Regions from separate parts of the Homo sapiens genome. Here region 2 is linked to region 1. A link is an interaction called in ENCODE POLR2A ChIA-PET data of the cell type or tissue named here. Cell type or tissue: GM12878. All regions are shown on one strand. Links, peaks and the distances in the headings refer to the core of each region. The heading gives the core; the rest is flanking DNA. Region 1 overlaps IRAK3 (interleukin 1 receptor associated kinase 3). Region 2 has its middle 18 kb from the start of MIR6502.

Evidence for each region. Peaks named below come from ENCODE experiments on the same cell type or tissue, not always from the same donor. Only the 100,000 strongest peaks of a DNase experiment are listed, where the experiment ranks them.
Region 2: POLR2A ChIA-PET joins it to region 1 with 10 read pairs; 2 of 35 experiments call an interaction of 5 or more read pairs at or near these places.

The regions. Positions count from the first base shown.
Region 1 is chr12:66,192,324-66,197,705 of GRCh38, forward strand. All of the region lies in intron 1 of IRAK3 (interleukin 1 receptor associated kinase 3), which reads left to right. Among named protein-coding and RNA genes, the nearest start is that of IRAK3, 5.8 kb to the left of the region's middle. In GM12878, for the core only: no CTCF peak of the experiment used is centred there; DNase peaks (open chromatin) are centred at 2,978 and 4,748; H3K27ac peaks cover 953 bases.
Region 2 is chr12:66,266,379-66,271,760 of GRCh38, forward strand. No RefSeq gene overlaps it. Among named protein-coding and RNA genes, the nearest start is that of MIR6502, 18 kb to the left of the region's middle. In GM12878, for the core only: a CTCF peak has its summit at 3,606 (motif pointing right); DNase peaks (open chromatin) are centred at 2,433 and 3,599; H3K27ac peaks cover 392 bases.

The DNA of each region.
Region 1 (5,382 bases), core at 179-5,178:
AATATATTCTGTGGTTATCATTGATGACTTTATGGCTTTTAGTGAAAGCAAGAGCCCAAAAGCCCAAATGAAATATGTTGTTTACGTTACAGACATGATAACGTAGTACATACAGAACCTCTGGAGACAACTCATCTGATTACATTACCATAGATTGGTATTTAAATTAAATTATTTGGAGCAGCTGACACCGTAAAAACCTCTCAACACTTACGATGTACTGAGAAACGCTTTTTGCAAATGATATATAATAGGCTGTATTCAATTTTCTTCCTCTCAAGAAAGAAAAGGGAAATTATTATATAAATCATTAATAATTACTTTAAAAATTAAATGTAAAATCACATTAAGTGTGCATTTGTATATTCAATAAAGATTCAAAATAATAGTAGTAATAATAATAAAGCTACCTCCTGTCAAGGCTTACTATTGGCCATTGTGGTAAGCATTTTACATGGATTATCTCATTTACTTATTACAACAATTCTATCAGGTAGACACTCTTCCTATTTCCATTTTATAGATAGGTGAACTGATTCTCAGAGAATTTAAGTAACTTGCCTTGAGTCACAGTCTTCTAAATGGCACACTAAGATTCTAACCAGATGATCAGACTGCATATTCTATGTTCTTTTTTTCTTTTCTTTTCTTTCTAAATTTTAAATAGATGTGTTTTTTTATGTTATTATTATCTTTTTTTTGAGATGGAGTTTCGCTCTTGTTGCCTAGGCTGGAGTGCAATGGCGCAATCTCAGTTTACCGCAACCTCCGCCTCCCGGGTTCAAATGATTCTCCTATCTCAGCCTCCCGAGTAGCTGGGATTACAGGCATGCACCACCATGCCCGGCTTAATTTTTTTTTGTATTTTTAGTAGAGACAGGGTTTCTCCATGTTGGTCAGGCTGGTCTCGAACTCCCGACCTCAGGTGATCTGCCTGCCTCAGCCTCCTAAAGTGCTGGGATTACAGGCGTGAGCCACCGCGCCTGGCCTAGATGTATTTTTTTAAGAACAGTTTTAAATTTATGGAAAAGTTTAGCAGATAGTAGGAAGAGTTCCCAGATACTCTACATCCTTAGTACACTCCGCACCCAGTTTCCCATTATTAACATCTTGCATGAGTGTGCTGCATTCATTACAATATTGACACATTATTATTAACTAAAGTCCATGCTTTATTCAGACTTCCTTTGCTTTTACCCGATGTCCTTTCTCTGTTCCAGGATCCCATTCAGGATACCACATTACATTTATTTGTCGTATCCTCTGGCTCTTCTTGGCTGTGATGGTTTCTCAGACTTTCCTCGTTTTGAGGAGTATTGGTTGGAACTTATCCACTATTTTGTAGACTGTTCCTCAACTGCGATTTGTCTGATGTTTTTCTCATGATCAGACTGAGGTTATGGATTTGGGGGAGGAAAACCATAAAGTACTGACCTGTATCCAGGGTCGGTACTATTTACAGGAGTTATCACTGCTTATGTTAACCATGGCTGAGATGGCATCTGTCAGATATCTGCCCTGTAAAATTACTTCACTTCCCTCTCTTTCTGTTTCTTACTTTTTGGAAGGAAGTCACCATATGCAGTAGAGCCTGCTTTTTTTGTGTTGCTGTTGTTGTTTTGGAGACGGGATCTCACTCTGTCATCCAGGGTGAAGTGCAGTGGCACAATCACAACTCACTGCAGCCTCGACCTCCCAGGCTCAAGTGATCCTTCCCACCTCAGACTCCCAAATAGCTGGGACTGCAGGCACATGCCACCACACCTGGCGAAGTTTTTGTATGGATGGGGCCAGGCTGGTCTCAAACTCCTGGGCTCTAGCAATCCTCCTGCTTCAGCCTCCCAAAGTGCTGGGATTACAGATGTGAGCCACCGCTCCCAGGTAAGCCTGGTTTTTTGACCACTGTGTTATTTCTGTCACAAGTTAGTTAGACAATGTTATGTCTAGCTCTCACTTCTCTAAGCTAACACCCCACTGCTCTGTTCCTCTTTGTGGTAATATTCCTCAAAAGGGCTATTTATACTCCAGGTCCTCCATTTTTCCTTGAACCCCTCCAGTCAGGGTTTCACCTCCCACCGCTCCATTGAAAGTCCTGTCATCTGAAGTCACTACAGCTAAATCCAATGGTTGGTTCAAAGTTTTGATCTTATTTGATATAGTTGATCACTCCTTTCTCCTTTCTTCTTGAAGTGCTTTCTCCGCTCTAGAACGTTACATGCCCCTGCCGGACGCGGTGGTTCACGCCGGTAATCCCAGCACTTTGGGAGGCTGAGGCGGGTGGATTGCTTGTGGTCAGGAGTCCGAGACCAGCCTGGACAACATGGTGAAACCCCGTCTCTACTAAAAATGCAAAAGATTAGCCGGGCGTGGTGGCAGGTGCCTGTAATCTCAGCTACTTGGGAGGCTGAGGCAGGAGAATCCCTTGAACCTGGGAGGCCAAGGTTGCAGTGAGCCGGGATCACACTACCGTACTCCAGACTGGGCGACAGAGCGAGACTCCTCTCAAAAAAAAAAAAAAAAAAATTACATGCTCCTTGATTTCTTCTCTTCTTATAGATTTATCTCAATGTCTTAGCGTGCCCCTGGGCTTAGTCCATGGACCTTGTCTCTTCTGTTTATCTGCTAAATTCACGTAAATTCAATCTATATACTACTCCCAAATTTCTAGCCCAAGTCTCCCTCTGGAATGTCATCTTCATCCATCTATTTGCCTATTTGACAGACATCTCCAATTTAACAGCTCAGAAATGCTCCCCCAGCCCTCCCAAAGTTTTCCCATCTCAGTAATGGCAGTTCCATTCTTCATTTGTTCAGGCCAAAAATATTAGCCTTTTGTGACTTGTCACTTTCTCTCACAAACCACATCCTATCTCTCAGTAAATAATGCTGCTGACTGTGCCTTCAGGATCTGTCTAATAATCTGACCATTTCTTACCACTGCCACCGTAACCATCTTGGCACCAACCACCATCGGTTCCCACCTCTACTATTTTAGCAGTTGGCTGACTGGGCTCAGACTCCCTGCTACTGCCCTTGACCTCCTTGAGTGTCTTTTCAGCCCAGCAGTCGGCAAGCCTGTGATGCCTGTAAAGCATATGCTATCATTGCCCTATTCAGAACCCTCTGGCGGCTTCCCAGGCCAGTCAGAGCAAACCCTGAAGTCCTGTGTGGCTTTTCTCACTTTCTTCTCCCTCTTGTTTGCTTGACTCCAACCACATTAGCCTCCTTGTTCCTTGAACACGCAAGGAACGTTCTTCCTGCCAGTAACCTGTAGGCTTGCTTCTTCACTTCCTTCATGTTTTTGTTTAACTATTACCTACTCTGACCACTCTTTTGTTTTGTTTTGTTTTTTTAAGACGGAGTTTCGCTTTTGTTGCACAGCCTGGAGTGCAATGGTGCAATCTTGGCTCTCTGCAACCTCTACCTCCCGGGTTCAAGAGATTCTCCTGCCTCAGCATCCCGAGTGGGATTACAGGCGCCTACCACAAAACCAGGCTAATTTTTTGTATTTTTAGTAGAGACGGGGTTTAACTATGTGGGCCAGGCTGGTCTCGAACTTCTGGCCTTAGGTGATCCACCCACCTCGGCCTCCCAAAGTGCTGGGATTACAGGTGTGAGCCACCACACCTGGCCATGGCCACTCTTTTAAAATTGACACCCCCCCCCACCACTCTCTTATGCCTCTTTTCCACTTTATTTTTCTCTATATCATTTATCACCTCTCACATACTTTATGTATGTAAGTATCTCTATGTATATATAAAATAAACTATATATATATGTAAACATATATATGTTTATTTGTTTATTCTTCATCTAGAAATAAGCTTCAAGGGAGCAGGGATATTTCCTTCCTTTGTTTCCTGCTGACTCTCTTAGCATCGAAAATTGTACTTGGCACAGAGCAGGCACTCAGTAAATATGTACATTCTGAATAAATTAATGAATCAACAAATGTCTATTAAAAACCTTGTTGGGTTGTCTATTAAAAACCTTGTTGGGCAGAATCTTTGATAAAGCACTGTAAATACAATGTCCTAGTCCCTGCTTGTAAGAATTTTCCAATTTAGTGTAGGCAACAGACCTATAAAAGTTTAACAAGGGAAGAATGTGTGGGGAAATAGTATTGATATTCACCTGGGAATGAAATTACATAGCTTCTGACTGAAACCTTGGTGTTGAGGGTGAATTATCTCCCAGAGGTAGTTAATGTTAGGTTCCTACCTGTGTCTAGGATTAAGAGAGCAGGACAGACAGAGGGGCACCTGAGAAGTCACACACAGCCCTCCGCAGTTATGAGTCCTACTCAGGCATGGGGTAAAACATACACATGAGCTTAAGTATGAATAAGAACTATTTCTTATAAAATATATTAACTAGTAAGTGTTAATGCTAACAGTCTGGTATGAAGAATAGATCTAACTTATAATTTTGACTTTTGTTTTACTCTTTTGGAATTAAAAATGTCTTTAACCTTAAAAGTTCTTTTAAAAAATTGTCTAATTTTTTGCATGCTTTGTAGAAAGAAAGAGACATCTTTCCTTTTTCCCTTACAGTGTCTAAAAACAAGCTTTGTGAGAATGGAGTCTTAATTTTGCAGGGGTTTTGGCATGTGGTTGTATGCAAATACAAAGATTCCAAATACGGATGTGTTGCATTATTTGAAAAAACCCCTTCAGAGACATATTTGCATATGGAGACGTGATTTCTGCAACTGAAAACAGTCAGTCCTGCACTCTCAAAACAGCCTTCAAGGACTTTTGAGCATCTGATTTCTGAACTTCTTAGGTTGACTTTTTGGCTTATGTGACTCCAATACGACTTTCAACAAAGATTTGTGTTCCAAAAAATGGTTTTAAACAATGCTTAACTAACAGCATGTTTTTCTTAATTTGTATTTTCAGTTTAGAATGCTTTTAACTTTATCAACATAATTAGTCATTGAGAACTTTTCTCTGTATTTTTATTTGATATGTACTGCGAGTAAACAAAGTCCTATATTCTGAAAGGGGACACGTAAGGGAGAGTTGAAGAAAATGATAAATATTGAAGAATGTAATTAACATGTTGAGAGTTTGCATTCCTGTTGTATCAGATTGGAGCTATTTTATAGAATTGGATCTAAATGAAGTATACATTTTATGGATGCTAAAAATACTCTTTAGCAATGTTTCTATTCAGAATGCATCATCATTAGAGAAAAGCTATTAAGGTTGCAGTGTGAATCACCAGTTGGAAAAAGAGAAAACATATTTCATTTCCAGTCCGGAAGCAATCCATGCATGCAGGCAGTATTCATTTTAACAGTCTGGATCAGTTTTTTACCATGAACTTCTGCTATTAGAAAAAATGCCTTTGTCTAATCTAGCTTTCCTTAGATGT
Region 2 (5,382 bases), core at 182-5,181, 74 kb after region 1:
ACTATTTTAGCTCCCACATATAAGTGAGAACATGCAATATTTGTCATTCTGTGCCTGGCTTATTTCACTTAACATAATGATTTCCAGTTCTATTCATGTTCCTGCAAATGACAGACCATTCAGACATTGGCCCTCGAACTCAAAGTGACCACCTTTCAGTCACAGCGTGACCTCCTGGAACTAGTACCTGCTTGCTTTAAACCCACCAATTAAAACTCCCTGCAGGAAATCTGTTTGGATAATGCCCTGTACCCAGTAAAGGCGTTGGCCCCTGGGTCCCTTCTCTCTCTGCCTGAGCTTGCTGACCGTGTCGTGTGTGTGTGTGTGTCTGTGTGTGTCCTCCAGGCATGGTGTGTAACCCCCCCAGGGTCTGTATGCACTAAAAACTCTTAACCTTTCACATGATGGTTGTGTCATTGAAGCTTGCATGCAACCCCTAATGGTGAGCCCAAGGAGATGCATGCAAGTGGATCCCCTACTGATGTGCTACTGTCTGGTCTGCTGATGGCTGCTAGAAACAGTAGCTACCAGCCAAGTTGCTAGAAAAACTCAAAACACTTCATTCAAAACAGACAGACTCTTGCCAATACTGATCCAGGTCCCAAGGGCATCCTGATGTGGAGGTTGCCACTCCTTGATTCTTCCCCTTCTGCTGTGGGTGGGGGCGGTGGCCTGTGGGAATGAGGAGGTGGATCTCCCTGTCTCCAGCTGGGGTGCAGCACTTCAGGGGAGGTAGAACTCAGAAGCCAGTGGGCCATGCACTGAGTCAGGGGACAGAGCCCCCACTGGGTGTCTCTGCACTCCCTCTGCAAATATCCCCATGTCTGAGGGAACAAGAAATGAAATATCAAATAAAAACACCATGACAGGTCAAGAGAGAGAAAGACTGCAGAAGGAAACGGTTTCATATTTCAGTACCTTTCATGGCACTATATTTAGGCCCCCCATTTTTGTTTTGCACAGCGCCCATCAAATTACATAGGCAGTCCTGCCCAGCCCCATACAAAACAGTCAACACTTTCAGGGCTCATACAATTTGGTGATTTCACCCTCTGCATCTCTGCTCAGTACCCTTGCTTCTGGACATACAATCTACTCTCTTAGCTAGTATCTTTATCCCCACTCCCAGCTACCATAGTTTACTCATCCATTATCAACATGCCAGCGCATGTACAAAACTAGTTCTCTAAAAACAAAACAAAGCAAAACAAGCAAGCAAACAAGCAAACAAACTAGCTTTCTGTTTTACTGACCTTGAAACCCACTCTGGAAGAACAATTCCCTCTTGTAGGCCACCCTTATCCTTTTCATCACCCAATAGCTCCACCTCTCAGCACTGGAAGGAAATGTGAAGGTTTTGGGCAAGTCAACCAGCTGTGTGATACCACACAAGTTAGCTGCTGTATTGGAGCTTCAATTTCTTCATCTGTAAAGTAAGGAGAATAATATTAACTTTATAGGTTTTCTGTAAGGATTAAATAAAATTCTATGGATGATGTGCTTAGCATGGTGCCAGGCACATAAGACATTCTCAAGAGATGGCTAGCGCTTTCCTCTTCAATCACAAACTCCTGTCTCTGGGCTCTCAGTCTCTTGCCCCCATCAGAACTGACCTCCAACACCAAGACCCCCGGCCCCTCCATGTCTCCATTTTCTGTTACTTTATCATTACACCATCCTCACCTCCACCCTCAGGCTTTATGTCCCTAATTTTTATTTATTTATTTATTTTTAAAATTTTTTTTATTTTAGCAGCATCCTATTTCTTTTCTGCCTTATCTGATCTGCAAAATGCTGGCCCTGGGATCTGCGTTTTCTGTTTCTGTGCCTGGGTGCTGTTAAAGCCACCGCAGCACCCAGCAGACACATGCCACTACATATTCATGGGTTCCCCTTGGGTTAGTTTCTTTCTGCTGCTTAGGGGTCTTTTTGCTTGTCCCAGGCCATCCATCACCCCTTACTCCACAACAGTTGTTAGAAGGCTTCTCTTCAAGCCTCCTTGCCTTTTCTATCCCTCTGGCTCTCAGGCACTGCCTCTGCTTTCAACTGCAGAGAAAAAAAATAGCAGGTATTGGGCTTAACTCTTCATTCCTGCTTTTGCTTATGGACAGATCCACAGAATATGCATTCCTCGCTCCCGCCTCCCGTCCTTATCTTCTTGCCTAATCCAAATGTTTTCTTCTATGCTCTTGATCCCTTTTCTGTCCTTTATTCAATCAATCATCTTTCCTACTTTATCTTCAGCCACTTATTTTTCATGTCTGCTTCTCCTGAACACATAAACATAGCTTTTTCAATATTTAGGAGGAAAACCCCTTCTTTCATCATATATCTTCATGTAACTTCCGCTTCTTCTTAGCCAGGCTCTTTGATAAAGCAAGCTCTGGCTTGCTCCTTCTTTCACTTCCTGTTTGTTCCTCAGCTCCTACATAAAGGGTTTGCCCTCCACTCCATTACCATTTCTCTCTCTCGGAAAATCCATGGCATCCTGGCTGCCAATCATAATGATCAAAATTTAGGCTTCACCTCACCTGATTTCTCTGCGGCATCTGATATTGTTGAGTACTTTCTGGAAGGTCTCTCTCTCTCTCCCTCCCATTCCAGGAGATGGCTCTCCCTTGATTCTATTTCTACCGCTTTGTTCCTTCCCCCTCTACCTTCTTCATTTCTTCCTCCTCTGTTTCCTCAGAGGCTGCCATTCTCTGGGCTTCTATTAGGTTGGTGCAGAAGTAATTGTGATTTTTGTCATTAAGGTAATGGGTTTTACCTCGCCGCTGCTGTGAACAGAGGTGTTATTTAAAGGTAACTGCCACTCCAGCCCTGCTGGGTATTCGTAAGATCTCAACCACATGTGCTACGTCCCGTCAGCTGGGAGTATTTGCTGTAGAGATGTTTGGGCCCACTGGCTCTTCTTTCTATCCATAATCACAACATTTTAAACTGTTGCTTATTCTCTAGTTCCTCTTGTGTCTAAGCCACTTCCCAGTTCTGTCTTTGCTCCCTGACTTAAAAAATCTTCTAGTCTGTCTGACATGGTCTTTCAGAGGGCTGCAAACAGTTAAAGAAGCCCATTTTTATACAATCTCTTGTATCTACGGGAGGCCTGGTTCATCCTAGCATTCTGACTGTGGTTTGAGCAGTATTTGTTACCTCCATTAATATCCAAGAACAGTGTTTGGGGGACATTATCCCCAAAGACCAGATTAAAGACCAGACCCTGTCGCGTGTCATGGCTTGGTCCTTGCCTACTTTTCTAACCCTATCCATTCTCCTGGAAGTGCTCATTCCTCACCAAATAAAACCACTGGCAGTTTCCAGGAGGCACCAAGCTGCTCAAGCTCTTTGTGTGAATGGCCTTTCTCACTTCTACCCTCCTCTGTCCAGCCACCCTACCTCCCTCTCCTCCAGCCCTTGCCAAGTTAACTACTTCCACTCTCTGACTCGTAGCTCTGATCAATCTTTTCTACAAATGCTTGCTTCTCAACTACCATCCGAAACTTCACTTTCAATCATGTCTTTGTCTCCAGAGCCCAGCCAGGCAGCATCTGTTGATTGGCTAAATAAGTGAACAAAGCTGGAGGAATGCTTCATTAGAATTCCACTAGGGGTCACTTTCTCTACATTCCAGGAAGAAATAGTGCAGGCACTTAGCAAATCAACTTTCTGAAAAATTCAGCTTTGTTTAATTTTTAAAGTAATTTGTTGTTTATTTGATGGAAACTGAAATTCTCCATGTTGTACAAGCCTCGAAGCACCGTATGATTGCAAGGTCTTTCTGGTTTTACGGATAATATCAATATTCATGTTTGTGTAAAAAACTGAAATTGAACATGGCATTTAATTTTGCATATTAATAATTCAGATCACTGAATTTATATGAAAGGTGCTTTCCTATTTTTAGCTTAATAGCTTTAGATAAGGTTAATATTTAATTAGTTCATTTCAAACATGTTTCTAAATTATCCCAAATATCTGTTCTAAACCTTTATTTCTTTTCTACTTATTTTCATTTAATTTCAGTTGCAAAATTAATGATGTATTCTTACTGATCATCTTGATCTGCCTTATATCACAGAGATTTTAATAAGGGGAGCTGAAGAGAGGGAAAGTGATTTTACTAGTAATTAATAGCCACTAAAATGCAATACAAAGACATTTAGCACAGACAAAATGTTCTAATATTTCAGTTACTTCCTTAAATGCAAGATTCTTGAGGGGCCTCCAAAGCAGCCAAGGTATTAAGTTTCTGTTTTTAAGGAAAAATATTGTTCTTAGCAACATTAAACATAGCATAGTAAATAGTTAAACACTAAGCTATATTTCCTGTCAAACTTTTAAGACACAGAGATATCAACAAATGATGAACTACCATGAGGTAAGTGTATGGACAGAACATGCAACAGGTGCCATTGGAACACAGGGAGGAATTACGTAAAGATGGTTTCCTGGCAGAGTGGGTTGCAAGGGATATTTCCTGTAAGCTTTGGGCAAACATAACAGAAGCCTCCCTTTCTAATGACTGTGTATAGGCTTGAGCCATTTCTCCAGAGTATGTCAGGGAAACTCCATCTACATTAAGTAAACCCAGTGTGTGTGAGCATACTGCATAGAGATTTTGGTATTAGAGATACTCTTACTACTATGGCACAACCTCAACATTCAGTAAACTGGAGGAGGGCCTTGCTTCTTCACCGTGGTTTTATTTTATTTTATTATTATTTTTTGAGATGGAGTTTCACTCTGTCACCCAGGCTGGAATGTGGTGGCTTGATCTCGGCTCAGTGCAATCTCCACCTCCCAGGTTCAAGGGATTCTCCTGCCTCAGCCTCCCAAGTAGCTGGGATTACAGGTGCCTGCCACCACACCCAGCTAATTTTTGTATTTTTAGTAGAGATGGGATTTCACTATGTTGGCCAGGCTGGTCTCGAAATCCTGACCTCAGGTGATCTGCCCACCTCGGCCTCCCAGAGTGCTGGGATTACAGGTGTGAACCACCACGCCTGGCCATCACCTTGGTTTTCTGCCCATATCTGTGCCAATTCTGGAAAGAATTCTTGGAACAATCATGATCTGCATGAGTTCTATGATGAATCCCTAAAGCATGGGTTTCCCACACAGTTGGAAGCCATTTCTGTGTCCTCTATCTGGAATGCTCCACCTGCCCGCAATGCACTGAACTCTTCCTCTTTTCTGGACATTAACAGAAAGGTGACTTCAGGCTTGGGCTGTATCCTTTCCTCTGAGAAAACCTTCTTTGACCTCTCAGATGAGGTTAAAGCTCTGTTTTAGGTGATCTGTTAGCTCTAGACACTTCCCTTTTGTAGCATTTATCACTGTTGCACTTTGCATTGGGTTTCTGGTCATTATTGAATATCCGTGTCC